Regions from separate parts of the Homo sapiens genome. Here region 1 is linked to region 2. Evidence: chromatin loops called from intact Hi-C (ENCODE). Cell type or tissue: CD14-positive monocyte. All regions are shown on one strand. Links, peaks and the distances in the headings refer to the core of each region. The heading gives the core; the rest is flanking DNA.

What was found. Hi-C counts contacts between places; a loop is a spot of excess contacts. Peaks named below come from ENCODE experiments on the same cell type or tissue, not always from the same donor. Only the 100,000 strongest peaks of a DNase experiment are listed, where the experiment ranks them.
Region 1: a loop joins it to region 2, with 2.1 times the contacts of the local background. A loop is called at or near these places in 3 of 110 quality-filtered maps.

The regions. Positions count from the first base shown.
Region 1 is chr11:9,321,322-9,328,744 of GRCh38, reverse strand. No RefSeq gene overlaps it. Among named protein-coding and RNA genes, the nearest start is that of TMEM41B, 10 kb to the right of the region's middle. In CD14-positive monocyte, for the core only: no CTCF peak of the experiment used is centred there; no DNase peak of the experiment used is centred there.
Region 2 is chr11:9,166,970-9,174,392 of GRCh38, reverse strand. DENND5A (DENN domain containing 5A) reads left to right here. Exons shown (of 23, transcript NM_015213.4): 9 at 3,616-3,766; 10 at 4,444-4,537. Among named protein-coding and RNA genes, the nearest start is that of SCUBE2, 79 kb to the right of the region's middle. RefSeq lists an enhancer at 4,048-5,247. In CD14-positive monocyte, for the core only: no CTCF peak of the experiment used is centred there; a DNase peak (open chromatin) is centred at 4,312; H3K27ac peaks cover 2,188 bases.

The DNA of each region.
Region 1 (7,423 bases), core at 1,086-6,085, 150 kb before region 2:
CCTGTCTCAGCCTCCTGAGTTGCTGGGATTACAGGTGCACGTCACCACATCCGACTAATTTTTTTGTATTTTTAGTAGAGATGGGGTTTCACCATATCTGTCAGGCTAGTCTCAAACTCCTGACCTCCTGATCCACCCACCTTGGCCTCCCAAAGTGCTGGGATTACAGGCGTGAGCCACTGTGCCCACATGATATTAAATTAAAGAAGCATAGCAAAAATTGTATGCCCACTAACATTACAAGCATTTAAAATCTTTTTGCTTTAATTGCTTTATTCTAATTATTAAGGTAACACAAACCAATTGCAAAAACTTCAGAAAATACAATATAGGCGGGGCGTGGCAGCTCACGCCTGTAATCCCAGCACTTTAGGAGGCCATGGTGGGTGGATCACCTGAGGTCAGGGGTTCGAGACCAGCCTTTACAACCTGGTGAGCCCCATCTTTACTAAAAATGCAAAAATTAGTTGGGCGCGATGGCAGGCACCTGTAATCCCAGCTACTCAGGAGGCTGAGGCAGGAGAATTGTATGAACCCAGGAGGCGGAGGTTACAGTGAACCGAGATCACGCCATTGCACTCCAGCCTGGGCGACAAGAGCGAACCTCCATCTCAAAAAAAAAAAAAAAAAAGATTGCTTTGGCTATTGGGGGTCCCCTGGATTTCATATGAATTTTAGGATCAGCTTGTCAAATTCTGCAAACAATCTAGCTAGGATTTTTTTTTTTTTTTTTTTTTCGAGACGGAGTCTCACCCTGTTGCCCAGGCTGGAGTGCAGTGGACCGATCTTGTCTCACCACAATCTCTGCTTCCTGGGTTCAAGTGATTCGCCCGCCTTAGCCTACCAAGTAGCTGGGATTATAGGCATGCACCATGATGCCCAGCTTTTTTTTTTTTTTTTTTTTTTGAGACGGAGTCTTGCAGTGTTGCCCAGGCTGGAGTGCAGTGGCACAATCTCAGCTCACTGCAAGCTCCGCCTCCTGGGTTCATGCCATTCTCCTACCTCAGCCTCCTGAGTAGCCGGGACTACAGGCGCCCGCCACCATGCCCAACTAATTTTGTTTTGTATTTTTAGTAAGATGGGGTTTCACTGTGTTAGCCAGGATGGTCTCGATCTCCTGACCTCATGATCCGCCTGCCTCTGCCTCCCAAAGTGCTGGGATTACAGGTGTGAGCCACAGTGCCTGGCCTTTTTTTTGTATTTTTAGTAGAAACGGGGTTTCAACATATTGGCCAGCCTGGTCTTAAACTCCCGACCTCGGATGATCCACCCACCTCGGCCTCCCAAATTGCTGAGATTACAGGCGTGAGTCACTGCACCTGGCCTGGAATTTGTTTTGTTTTTGTTTTTGTTTTGAGACGAAGTCTTCCTTTGTCACCCAGTCTGGAGTGCAGTGGCACGATCTTGGCTCACTGCAACCTCTGACTGCCAGGTTCAAGTGATTCTCTTGCCTCAGACTCCTGAGTAGCTGGGATTACAGGTGTGTGCCACCACATCTGGCTAATATTTGTATTTTTAGTAGAGTTGGGGATTAGCCATGTTGACCAGGCTGGTCTGGAACTCCTGACCTCAGGTGAGATCTGCCTGCCTCTGTCTCCCACCGTGCTGGGATTACAGGCATGAGCCACGGTGCCTAGCCATACATGTATGTCTTCTTCTGAGAAGTGTCTATTCAATTCCTTTGCCCATCTTTTTCCTTTTTTTTCTATTGCTACTGCACAAATTAACCTTGGTCCATTATTTAATGGGTTTCCTTGGGTTTTGCTTGTTGATTTAAGTTTCTTATTGATTCTGAATATTACACTTTTGTCAGAAGCATAGTTTGCAAATAGTTTCTCCCATTTTGTAGCTTCTCTGTTTACTCTGTTGATAATTGATTTTTCTGTGCAGCTCTTTAGTTTAATTAGGTCCTACTTGTCAATTTTTGTTTTTGTTGCAATTGCTTTTGGAGTCGACATCATGGAGTCTTTGCCTGGGCCCACAACCAGAATGGTATTTCCTAGGTTTTCTTCTGAGTTTTTATAGTTTTGGGGTTTTACATTTCAGTCTTTAATCTATCTTGAGTTTATTTTTGTATATGGTGTAAGGAGGGGGTATACTTTCAACTTCTGTCTGTGTCTAGCTAGTTATATCAGTGCCATTTATGGAATAGGGAGTCCTTTCCCCATTGCTTGTTACTGTTGGCTTTGTTGAAGATCAGATGGTTGTATGTGTGTGGCTTTATTTTTGGGTTTTCTAATCTATTCCATTGGTCTACGTGTCTAATCTATTCCATTGGTCTATGGTACCAGTACCATGCTGTTTTGGTTACTGTAACCTTGTAGTTTGGTTTGAAGTTGTTTTGGCTTTGGATTGTTTTGGCTATTTGGGCTCTTTTTTGGTTACAAATGAATTTTAGAATGTCTTTTTTTTTTTTTTTTGAGATGGAGTCTCGCTGTGTTGCCCCAGGCTGGAGTGTAGTGGCATAATCTCGGCTCACTGCAACCTCCACCTCCTGGGTTCAAGCAGTTCTCCTGCCTCAGCCTCTCCAGTAGCTGGGATTATAGGCACCCACTACCACGCCTGGCTAATTGTTTTGTATTTTTAGTAGATATGGGGTTTCACCATGTTGGCCAGGCTGGTTTCGAACTGTTGACCTCAAGCGATCTGCCCACTTCGGCCTCCCAAATTGCTGGGATTACAGGCATGAGCCACCGTGCCTGGCTGTATATTTCTAATTCTGTGAAAATTAGAATTTTTGAACTCTTGACCTTAAGTGATCGGTTGGCTTCAGCCTCCTTTGGGAGGCAGGTGGATCACTTAAGGTCAGGAGTTCAAGACCAGTCTGGCCAACCTGGCGAAACCTTGTCTCTACTACAAATACAAAAATTAGCCGGGCACGGTGGCAGGTGCCTGTAATCCTAGCTACTCGGGAGGCTGAGGCAGGAGAAACTCTTGAGCCTGAGAGGCAGAGGTTGCAGTGAGCTAAGGTTGGGCCACTGCACTCCAGCCTGGACGACAGAGTGAGATTATGTCCCTCGCCACCGAAAAAAAAAAAAAGAAAGAAAGAAAAAGAAAAATGTCAATAGTAGTTTGATAGAGATAGCATTGAATCTGTATTGAATCTGTAAATTGCTTGGACAGTTTGGCCATTTTAACAATATTGATTCTTCCTATCCATGATCATGAGCATGGAAGATTTTTCAATTTGTTTGTATTGTTTCTAATTTCTTTCAGCAGTGTTTTGTAATTCTCATTGTAGAGATCTTTCACCTCCCTCCCCGGTTAGCTGTATTCCTAGGTATTTTATTCTTTTTTTTTTTTTGAGATGGGAGTCTCGCTCTGTCACCAGGCTGGAGTGCAGTGTCAAGATCTTAGCTCACTGCAACCTCCACCTCCTGAGTTTAAGCAATTCTTCTGCCTCAGCCTCCAGAGTAGTGTGCACCACCATGCCCGGCTAATTTTTGTATTTTTTTTTTTGAGACAGAGTCTCGCTCTGTTGCCCAGGCTGGAGTGCAGTGACGCGATCTCGGCTCACTGCAACCTCCACCTCCCGGGTTCAAGCGATTCTCCTAACTCAGCCTCCCGAGTAGCTGGGACTACAGGCACCCACTACCACACCTGGCTAATTTTTTTGTATTTTCAGTAGAGACAGGGTTTCTCCACGTTGGCCAGGCTAGTCCTGAACTCTGTACCTCAGGTGATCCGCCCGCCTCAGCCTCCCAAATGCTGGGATTACAGGCGTGAGCCACTGCACCCAGCCAATTTTTGTATTTTTAGTAGAGACGTGGTTTCACCATGTTGACCAAGCTGGTCTCGAACTCCTGACCTCAGGTGATCTGCCCGCCTCAGGCTCCCAAAGGGCTGGGATTACAGGCATGAGCCACCATGCCCGGCCAATTTTTGTGTTTTTAGTAGAGACATGGTTTCACCATGTTGGCCAGGATGGTCTCGATCTCTTGACTTCCTGATCTGCCCGCCTCGGCCTCCTAAAATGCTGGGATTACAGGCGTGAGCCACCGTGCCCGGCCTAATTTTTGTGTTATTAGTAGAGACAGGGTTTCACCATGTTGGCCAGGCTGGTCTCGAACTCCTGACCACAGATGATCCACCCGCCTTGGCCTTCCAAAGTGCTGGGATTACAGGCATGAGCCACCAGGCCTGGCCATGTAAGTGTTTTCAACATCAGACTTTGTTTTAATCTCTGCTGAGCAACAGACTCATATTTAATGCTGTAGTGTTTATAGGCATTTGGAAAGCTTTCATGTATTTCAAAGGCCTTCATTGTACAAAAACATGTTGAGAAAGGCACTGTCCTGAATCACCAAAGGGCGCTTATAGTTTGGTGGCAGATAAGAAGTCATTAAAATATAATTAGATAATTACAAAAATAGTGGCAATCCAGGAGAGAATGTACCTATCAGGACAAGAGTTGTGGCAATCCAGGAGAGAATGTACCTATCAGGACAAGAGTTGACCTTAAGTCAACTCTTCAAAGATAAGCAGTAGTTGATCTTAGGAAACACTAAGCAGAAAACATTAAAGGCAGGCTGGGTGCGGTGGCTCACACCTGTAATCCCAGCACTTTCGGAGGCTGAGGTGGGCAGATCACGAGGTTAGAAGATCGAGACCATCCTGGCTAACACGGTGAAACCCCGTCTCTACTAAAAGTACAAAAAATTAGCTGGGCGTGGTGGCAGGCACCTGTAGTCCCAGCTACTCAGGAGGCTGAGGGAGGAGAATGGTGTGAACCTGGGAGGCAGAGCTTGCAGTGCGCTGAGATCGCACCACTGCACTCCAGCCTGGGCGACAGTGCAAGACTCTGTCTCAAAAAAAAAAAAAGACATTAAAGGCAAAGAGTTAACTCCTGCAAGGACACAGAAACACAAATGAGTATGACATGTTCAGGGTACTTACTACATGTGGTTCAAAATTGTTTCACTCATTCATTCATTTGTTCATTCATGTTGGATTCAAAGTCAGCTGGATCATTTGAGGTTATGTCAGATCATGAAGGGCTTCAAGATTATTATTATTATTATTATTATTATTATTATTATTATTATTTTCTTTTTTGAGACAGAGTCTTGCTGTTGCCTAGGCTGGAGTGCAGTGGCATGATCTCGGCTCACTGCAACCTTCTCCTCCTGGGCTCAAGCAATTCTCCCGCCTCAGCCTCCTGAGTAGCTGGGATTACAGGTATGTGCCATCACAACCAGCTAATTTTTGTATTTTTGTAGAGATGGCGTTTCACCCTGTTGGCCAGTCTGGTCTTGAAGTCCTGACTTCAGGCAATCCACCCGCCTTGGCCTCCCAAAGTGCTGGGATTACAGGTGTGAGCCACTGCACCCGGCCCAAGATTATTTCTTGGAGACCGCTCTAGCAACAATATGGAAAACTGATTAGAGGTGAATAAGAAGAGAAATCATGATATCTAAATAAAGAAAGAGTAAGGAGGCTGGGCACTGTGGCTCACACCTGTAATTCCAGCACTTTGGGAGGCTGAGGCGGGTGGATCACCTGAGGTCAGGAGTTTGAGATCAGCCTGGCCAACTGGTGAAACCCCGTCTCTACTAAAAATACAAAAAATTAGCCGGGCGTGGTGGCGGGCGCCTGTAATCCCAGCTACTTGGGAGGCTGAGGCAGGCAGGAGAATTGCTTGAACCCGGGAGGTAGAGGTTGCAGTGAGCCGAGATCATGCCACTGCACTCCAGCCTGGGGGACAGAGTGAGACTCTGTAAATAAACAAACAAACAAACAAATAAAGAGTAAGGAGTTGGAGACCTGCCTGGACCTGGCATTTGAATGGATGGGGGTGTGAATATGTCGACCTAAAAGGAAGAGGCTGAGGCACAAAATATAAAGAGTTTACTTGAGCCCAAGTGAGGACAGCTGCCCAGAAGACTCAGACACAAGTAACCTTGGAGATGAGCTCCATCCAGGCTTTGTTACAAGTAGGGTTTTGTTTAAGGTAAAAGAGGGGGACAGGGAGCAGTCTGATGCAAAATTGTTTGTCAGGAATTCTCATTGGTTTACACACATAACATTGATTAGTGATTGGCTATACATTGTTAAACTACAGTGTGCGGATTATTTGTGTCCAGTGCATCATTTTTAGGTTACTTTATAGCTACTTGTGGCAATTGCAGGCAGTTTCAGGAGAAGAATACATAGCTTGTAAGGGAGGAGTAGGACATGATTGGGGTCTCATTTGAATGTCTTTCTGGGCCTGACAGTTTAAAGGACTTGCATTTCTCAGATAAAAGTTTTTCTTTTCTCAAAGGACAAGAAGGAATTCATTCATTCATTTCACAAGTTGAATTTAACAAATGTTAAATGAGAATTCTTAGATTTGCCTGAGCAAAAGGGGAGCTCGTGGTGTCATCTGCAACGTCTGTGAATACAGGGAGTGGATAAAGTTTGAGAGGTAATATATTCATTTCAGATTTGGATATGCTGAATTTGAGATGTTCGTGGTACACCCTGGCGTAAATGTGTATTAAGTTCTATGTATATCATTCTGGCATTTAAGATAAACATTTGTCATCTGTGTATAATACGCGGTTGTTGAAGTCATGACCTAGATGTTGCCTAGAAAGAGTCATAGGTGAGGCCGGGCGTGGTGGCTCACGCCTGTAATCCCAGCGCTTTGGGAGGCTGAGGCGGGCGGATCATGAGGTCAGGAGTTCGAGACCAGCCTGGCCAACATAGTGAAACCCCATCGCTACTAAAAATACAGAAATTAGCCAGGCGTGGTGGCACGGGTCTGTAGTCCCAGCTACTTGGGAGGCTGAGACGGGAGAACTGCTTGAAACCGGGAAGCAGTGGTTGCAGTGAGCCAAGATGGTGCCAACATACTCCAGCCTGGGCCACAGAACGAGACTCTGCCTCAAAAATAATAATAATAAAATAACCAAAAGCAGTGGACATGGTGGCGCACGCCTGTAGTCCCAGCTACTCTGGGAGGCTGAGGTGGGAGAATCGCTTGAACCCGGAAGTTCAAGTGAGCTGAGATCGCCCCACTGCACTCCAGCCTCGGCGACAGAGTGAGACTCTGTCTCAAAAAAAAAAAAAAAAAAAGAAAGAAAGAGTCATAGGCTCTTTTTTTTCTTTTCTTTTTCTTTTTTCTTTTTTTTTTTGGATGGAGTTTAGCTCTTATTTCCCAGGCTGGAGTGCAATGGTGCGATCTGGGCTCACCACAATCTCTGCCTCCCAGGTTCAAGCGATTCTCCTGCTTCAGCCTCCCGAGTAGCTGGGATTACAGTCGTGCACCACTACACCCAGCTAATTTTTTATTTTTAGTAGAGACAGGGCTTCACCATGTTGGCCAGGCTGGTCTTGAACTCCTGACCTCAAGCAATCCACCCGCCTCGGCCTCCCAAAGTGCTGGGATTACAGGCGTGAGCCACTAAGCCTTGCAATGAGAGTCATTGACTCTTATCGC
Region 2 (7,423 bases), core at 1,268-6,267:
TTTAATCTATTTGTGTCTTTATATTTAAAGGGTATTTATTGTAGGCAGCATGTAATTGGGTTTTGCATTTTTATCCAATTTGACAGTTTCCGGTTTTTAACTGAGGTCTTCAGACCATGTACATTTAATATGATTATTGATATTGCTGGGTTTAAGCCTGTCATTTTGCTGTTTGTTTTCTATTTGTCCCATCTGTTCTTTGTTCCCTTTTCTTCTTTTTCTGCCCTCTTGTGTACTAATTGAATATTTTCAATTTTTTTTTCTTTTTTTTTTTTTTTTTTTTTTTTTTTGAGACGGAGTCTTGCTCTATCGCCCAGGCTGGAGTGCAGTGGCGAGATCTAGGCTCACTGCAACTTCTGCCTTCCGGGTTCACGCCATTCTCCTGCCTCAGCCTCCCGAGTAGCTGGGACTACAGGCGCTCGCCACTGCGCAGCCCAGCTAATTTTTTGTATTTTTAGTAGAGACGGGGTTTCACCGTGGTCTTGATCTCTTGATCTCCTGACCTCGTGATCCGCCCGCCTCGGCCTCCCAAAGTGCTGGGATTACAGGCGTGAGCCACTGCACCCGGCCTTTCAATTTTTTTTATGATTTCATTTTATCTACTTTGTTGGTTTACTAGCTATAACTTGTGTTATTTTAGCAGTTGCTTTAGGATTTATAGTACACATTTAACTTATCACAGTCTACTTTTAGGTGATACAATATCACTTTCCACATAGTATAAGAACTGTACAGAACTGCCAGGCACAGTCATGTGCACCCATACTCCCAGCTGTTTGGTAAGCTGAAGGGGGAGGGTTGCCTGAGCCCAGGAGTTTGAGTCCAACTTGGATCACATGATGAGACCCTGTCTCTAAACAACAACAAAAAGAACTTCACAAAACTCTATTTCCATTTCTCTCTTCCTAGCCGACGTGCTATTGTCATCTATTTTACTTTTACATATGTCATAAACCTAACACTACATGGTCATTTTTGTTTAAACAGTCAATTACCTTTTAAAGGGATTTGAATAATAAGTACAAAATCTAATACATTAACTGTGTAGTTAGCATTTCTGGTGCTCTTCTTTCTTTTCTGTAGATCCATACTTCCATCTGGCATTATTTTCCTACTGCCAGAAGGACTTCCTTTAACATTTCTTGTAGTGTAGATCTGCTGGTGATGAATTCTTTCAGCTTTTGTAATTCTTTTGTCTTTGAAAGGTATTTTCCCTGAGTATAGGTTAATAGCTTTTTCCTTTCAGTACTCTAAAGATGTTGCTCCAGGCCAGGCGCGGTGGCTCACTCCTGTAATCCCAGCACTTTGGGAGTCTGAGGTGGGCAGAACACTTGAGGTCAGGAGTTTGAGACCAGCCTGGCCAACATGGTGAAACCCCGTTGCTACTAAACATATAAAAAAAAAAAAAAATTAGCCAGGCATGATAGTACGTGCTTGTAGTCCAAGCTACTCAGGAGGCTGAGGCACAAGAATTGCTTGAACCCGGAAGGTGGAGGTTGTAGTGAGCCAAGATCACACCACAGCACTCTAGCCCGGGCGACAGAATGAGACCCTGTCTCAAAAAAATAAAAATAAAAAAAAGATGTCGCTCCTCTGTCTTCTCACTTTATAATTAGTTTATTCTCATGCTGCTATGAAGAAATACCCAAGACTGGGTAATTTGTAAAGGAAAGAGGTTTAATTGACTCAGTTCCGCATGGCTGGGAATGCCTCAAGAAACTTACAAGCATGGTGGAAGGCACCTCTTCACAGCACAGCAGGAGAGAGAATGAGTACCAGGAGGGCAAATGCCAGATGCTTATGAAACCATCACATCTATGAGAACTCACTCACTATCGCGAGAATAGCATGAGGGAAACCGCCCCTGTGATTCAGTTACCTCCCACTGGGTCCCTCCCACCACACATGGGGATTATTACAGTTCAAGTTGAGATTTGGGTGCGGACATGGAGCCAAACCATATTACACTTCCATTGTTTTCTGATAAGAAATCTGCTGTCATCCTTAATTTTGATCTTCTCTATATACAAAATGTCTACTTTCTCTACCAGATTTTAAGATTTTCTTTTTATCACTGATTTTGAGCAATTTGATTATGATGTGGCTTGGTGTAGTTTCCTTCATGATTCTTGTGCTTGCAGCTCATTGTGCTTTTTAGATCTGTGGATTTTTTGTTTACGTCAAATTTGTAAAAATTCTGGCCAGTATTTCTTCTAGTAATTTTTCTGTTCTCCCCATCCCTACCTTAGGGACTGCAGTTACACATACATGTAATATCTGGGATTGCGTAGTTATCCCAGAACCGCTGATACTCTTTTAATGGCAACAGTTTTTTCTCTCTCTCTGTGGCTTCTTTGGGATCATTTCTCTTGCTATGGCTTCAAGCTCACTTATTTTTTCTCCTGCATTGTTGAGTGTGCTTTTAACCCAGCCCGTGTATTTTTCATCTCAGATATTACAGCTTTCATCTTCAGAAGTTTGAGTTCCATGTTTCTAGTTTTTTGTTGTTGATGTTGTTTGTTTGTTTGTTTTTAAGAGGTTCTGCTTTGTTGCCCAGGCTGGAGTGCGGTAGTGTAATTATAGCTCACCATAACCTTAAACTCCTGGGCTCAAGTGATCTTCTGGCCTTGGCCTCCTGAATAGCTAGGAATAAAGGTGTATGCCACCATGTCTGGCTCATTTTTTTTTTTTTTTTGAAGAGATGAGGTCTCACTATGTTGCCCAGGCTGGTCTTGAAGTCCTGGCCTTAAATGATACCCTCACTTTGGCCTCCCAGAGTGCTGGGATTACAGGCGTAAGCTATCAGGCCCTGGTAATCTTTGATTAGATGCCAGACACTGTGAATTTTACTATTTGAGTCCTGGACACTTCCATATTCCTATAAATATTCTCAGTCTTTGTTCTGGGATGTAGTTAAGTTACTTAGAAATAATTTGATTTCTTTGTGCTTTCCTCTGGCAGGACCAGAGCATCCTTTAGGCTGTGATTAATTATCTACTACTGAGGCAAGACCCTCTGAGTACTTTACTCAGTGCCCCATGAGTGATTAGGTTTTCTAGTCTGGCAGGTGGGGACAGGCATTATTCCCAGCCCTGTGTGAGCATTTTGTATTGTTTCTCCTAATCCTTTCCGGTGATTCTTTCTCCAGCCTTGAGTAGTTTCTTTACTTGCGTGAACTGACCCATTACCCTGCTGAATGCCCTGCAGATCCCCTGGATTCTCTCTCTTCTCTGGTACTGTTCATATGAACTCTAGCCACCTTGGTCTCCTTAACTCAGGGAGTCCACCAGTCTCTGCCTAGAACTCCCCTCCCTGTGCCACAGCCTGGAAGCTTTCTCTAAGCAGTTAGCTGGGATAGTTCTAGGGGTTACCTCATTTGTTACCTGTTTCTCAGGGTCCTGCCCTTCATTGCCTGATGTCCAGTATTCTGAAGTTTATCATTTTATATTATTTTGCATGGGTTTTTTCCTATTAGGCAGGAAAATCAGTCCCTTTTACTCTATCTTGGCTGGAAATGGAAGAGTAGCTAGATTCTTAAAGAATGTTTGACTTGATTTATTTGTGTGTGTATTTATGTGTGTGTGTGTGTGTGTGTGTGTGTGTATTCTCATCCAGAGAAAGCAATTGAGCTGCGTCTGGCAAAAATTGACCATACTGCAATTCACCCACATTTACTTGACATGAAGATTGGACAAGGGAAATATGAGCCGGGCTTCTTCCCTAAGCTGCAGTCTGATGTACTTTCCACTGGGCCAGCCAGCAACAAGTGAGTCAACCCCAGGGATTCACTAATCCAACTCCCTAGCTGTAATAGGGTCATCTAGTATCTGGGCTAGGGCTGTTACCCCTAGAAGACCTTGTACTTTTCTAAAGCAGATATGGAGAAGACCCAGACTATCTAGGTGGTTTGCTTATTTGAACAAGAAAGTATGTGACAGAATATCTTTCAGTTCTGCCTCCACTATGCAGATTGGGATAGCTCCATATGTCTAGGACCTGCAAAAAGCTGCAGATGGGTTAAAATCATCTCATGCCTGGATCCCATTCAACAGCAAGCTAGCATTGTATTTAATAAATGGCAGTTGAAATAATCAGAACCTGAACTGAAAAGTAGGTAAGTTAGCAGAATTACTCATTAGTTACTTTTGAAGATGACTGTATCAAAGCCCAGATAGAGTTAAGTGAATATAGTTTTAGATCTATATGTCAAGTGTTTGTAGATGTTTCAAGAGAGACATGTTCCATGAGGAGGTGTCTCTCTCATGTCCAGTCACTCATCTTTAATCTGCTCTTCCTCAAGGTCTCTGAGCTGTCTCTGGTGACATCTAGGTCATTTCCTGTGTCCAGCATTGACTCGTAGTCATTCATGTTTTCTCCTGTTAGTTGACATTGCTTTTTAAGTGAGACATTATTAATTGCCTGCTTTGGTTCTGATTGTGTTAGGTGGACGAAAAGGAATGCCCCTGCCCAGTGGAGGCGGAAAGATCGGCAGAAGCAGCACACAGAACACCTGCGTTTAGATAATGACCAGAGGGAGGTAAGATACCTTAAGAATGATAAGGATGACCTTGCTATCATGCTGTGCACTCCTTCTCTTTCTCATTTCCTGTTCTCTGGTCTGATTCAAACGTCTCAGCAATGACCTCACCCCATAAAGAAGGGTTAATAATAGGTCTAGTTCCTGATATCTAATGCTGGGCCTGGGTTATCACAAATCAGAATGTGGGATGTTTTGCAAATTCCAGCTAGCTACTAACCGATTGTAATTTCTCATGCATGATGCTCCCTGAGGAGTTCAATAGGAACCTCAGAAGTTAAGAGTCTGAAACTTGGGAGAAATCCTTTAAAAATTGGTGTGAGTTTTGTGTGTGTGTGTGTGTGTGTGTGTGTGTGTGTGCGTGTGTATATAGGAAAAAAGTTAATTTTTTTTAATTCTTTTTTTGTTTGAGACAGAGTCTCGCTTTTATCGCCCAGGCTGGAGTGCAGTGGAGCGATCTCGGCTCACTGCAGCCTCCATCTCCTGGGTTCAAGCAATTCCCCTGCCTCAGCCTCTTGAGTAGCTGGAATTACAGGCACCACCTCAACGCGCAGATAATTTCTGTATTTTTAGTAGAGACGGGGTTTCACCACGTTGGCCAGGCTGGTCTCAAACACCTGACCTCAGGTAATCCGCCTGCCTCATCCCCGCAAAGTGCTGGGATTATAGGTGTGAGCTACTGCGCCCAGCCCAGAAAGAAGTTAATTTTGTTAGAGTTTTTTTCCTACTGTTTCTTACCTTAAATTGAAACAGATAATCTTGACTTTTTTTTTCTTCTTCTTCTTTAAAAGACTAAAGGAGAGGAACATTATTATCAGGTACCTGGAAACCCAAGATTCTTGAATTTACCTCCTGAATCTTCATTGCTTGTAAGCTGAGTTTCTCAGCTCTACTGTAACTTGCTTCTTAAGTTTCTAGTTATAAACTTCAGGTTGTAGACCCTGCCTTACTTAGTTGCAAAGAAGTTGTGAAAATGAGTGTTAACTTCAGAAGCCTATTTCAGTAACTTATCTTTGAGAAAAGACCCTGTAATTTTCATCTTGCACAGAGAGAACCCAAGAAGGCATACTGTTTTCATGTGTCTGGCAGCTCAGTGAATTGGAAAATAAATAACATATTCTCCCTTTGCTATGTTTTTAATGAATAAATTAAAATTGTAAGATATGGTTATGAATCTTCAACTGCTGATTTATAGGATACAGTTGCACTGGGATTTTTTTTTTTGTGAGAGTAGCATAAGAAATTTTGGTTATTTGTGTTATTTTAAAAGTCTGTCTTCCACCTAACCTCCTCATTACTATTTTCAGCAGTGTTTATTGACCACATTTTCTTGGTCAGAATCACTGAGTGTATTAGTCTGTTTTCATGTTGCTGATAAAGGACATACACAAGACTGGGCAATTTACAAAAGAAAGATTTAATGGACTCACAGTTCCACATGGCTGGGGAGGCTTCACAATCATGGTGGACAGCAAGGAGGGAGCAAGTCACGTCTTAACGTGGATGGCAGTGGGCAAAGAGAGAGCTTGTGCAGGGAAATTCCCCCTTATAAAACCATCAGATCTCATGAGACTTATGCACTATCACGAGAACAGCTCAGGAAAGATCTACCCCCGTGACTCAGTTACCTCCCACTGGGTCCCTCCCACAACATGTGGGAATTGTAGGAGCTACAATTCAAGATGAGATTTGGATGGGGTCACAGCCAAACCATATCACTGAGGTATCAAGGAATTCTTTGCTAAAGACAAAAAAAAAAAAAATCACTGAGGTTAACACTTTGAAATACAAAGGTGACAAAAGAGGTTAGTCTTGTCCTCAGGGAATACCAGTTGATATAAGGGAGCAAAATCAGATAGAAAGATAACTTCAAGAGAATAAGCTTTTGAAATGACCATATGAGGAGCAAACCAATGTTTGATTACTGATTAGAGAAAGCAGAGGTTACTTCTACTTGGGGTCATCATCAAACAAGATGATTTGGAAGAGGAGCAAGCATCTCTTTAAGCCTTAGAGAATGATGGGATTGTTAGAAGAGCTTTTATTTTATTTTGAAATGGGGTCTTACTCTGTCACCCAGGTTGGAGTGCAATGGTGTAACCTTGGCTCACTGCAACCTCTGCCTCCAAGGCTCAGGTGATCCTCCCACCTCAGCCTCTCTAGTAGCTGGGACCACAGGCACACGCCACCATTCCTGGCTAATTGTTTGTTGTTGTTGTTTTGGTCTTTTTTGTATTTTTGGTAGAGACAGGGTTTCTTCATGTTGCCCAGGATGGTCTCAAACTTCTGAGCTCAAGTGATCCACTCGCCTCAGTGCTGGGATTACAGGCCAGAGTCACTGCTCCTGGCTGTTTTTCTTTTTCTTTTTTTTTTTTTTTTTAATCTTTCATCTCCCTGGAGCTATAAGAAGAGCATTTCAAGTAGAGGACATGGCAGGATCTAAAGTTTGGTGTGTAAATGTGTAAAGGAGGCTGTGGGCAGAATATTTTGGAGGAGGGTGGTATGGAGATAGCTAACAAGTTAGGAGACAGGTAACAGCAGTCCAAGTAATAGTAATTGGACCCTAACCTTGGGGGGTTGGTAGTAGAGATAGATTAAGGGGCCATAAGATAGAATGGACAGAGTTATGCCACTGGAATAAATATGGGGGAAGGGAGAAGTTTAGGGTAAAAATGTTGGTTATGAACCTACTGAGAGGATATCAGATTGCATTTTACTGCATTGATGTGGGTTCTGTGTTAAACAACATATGAAGAAGAATCACCAGCACATTATACAAAATAATTGCAGTTGTTGTTTTGAGTGTGCAATCTTATTTTCCAGGCCTTAATTTTATACTTTATGATAGAAAGGGTAGATATCTTTGATACGGGCAGAGGAGTTAAA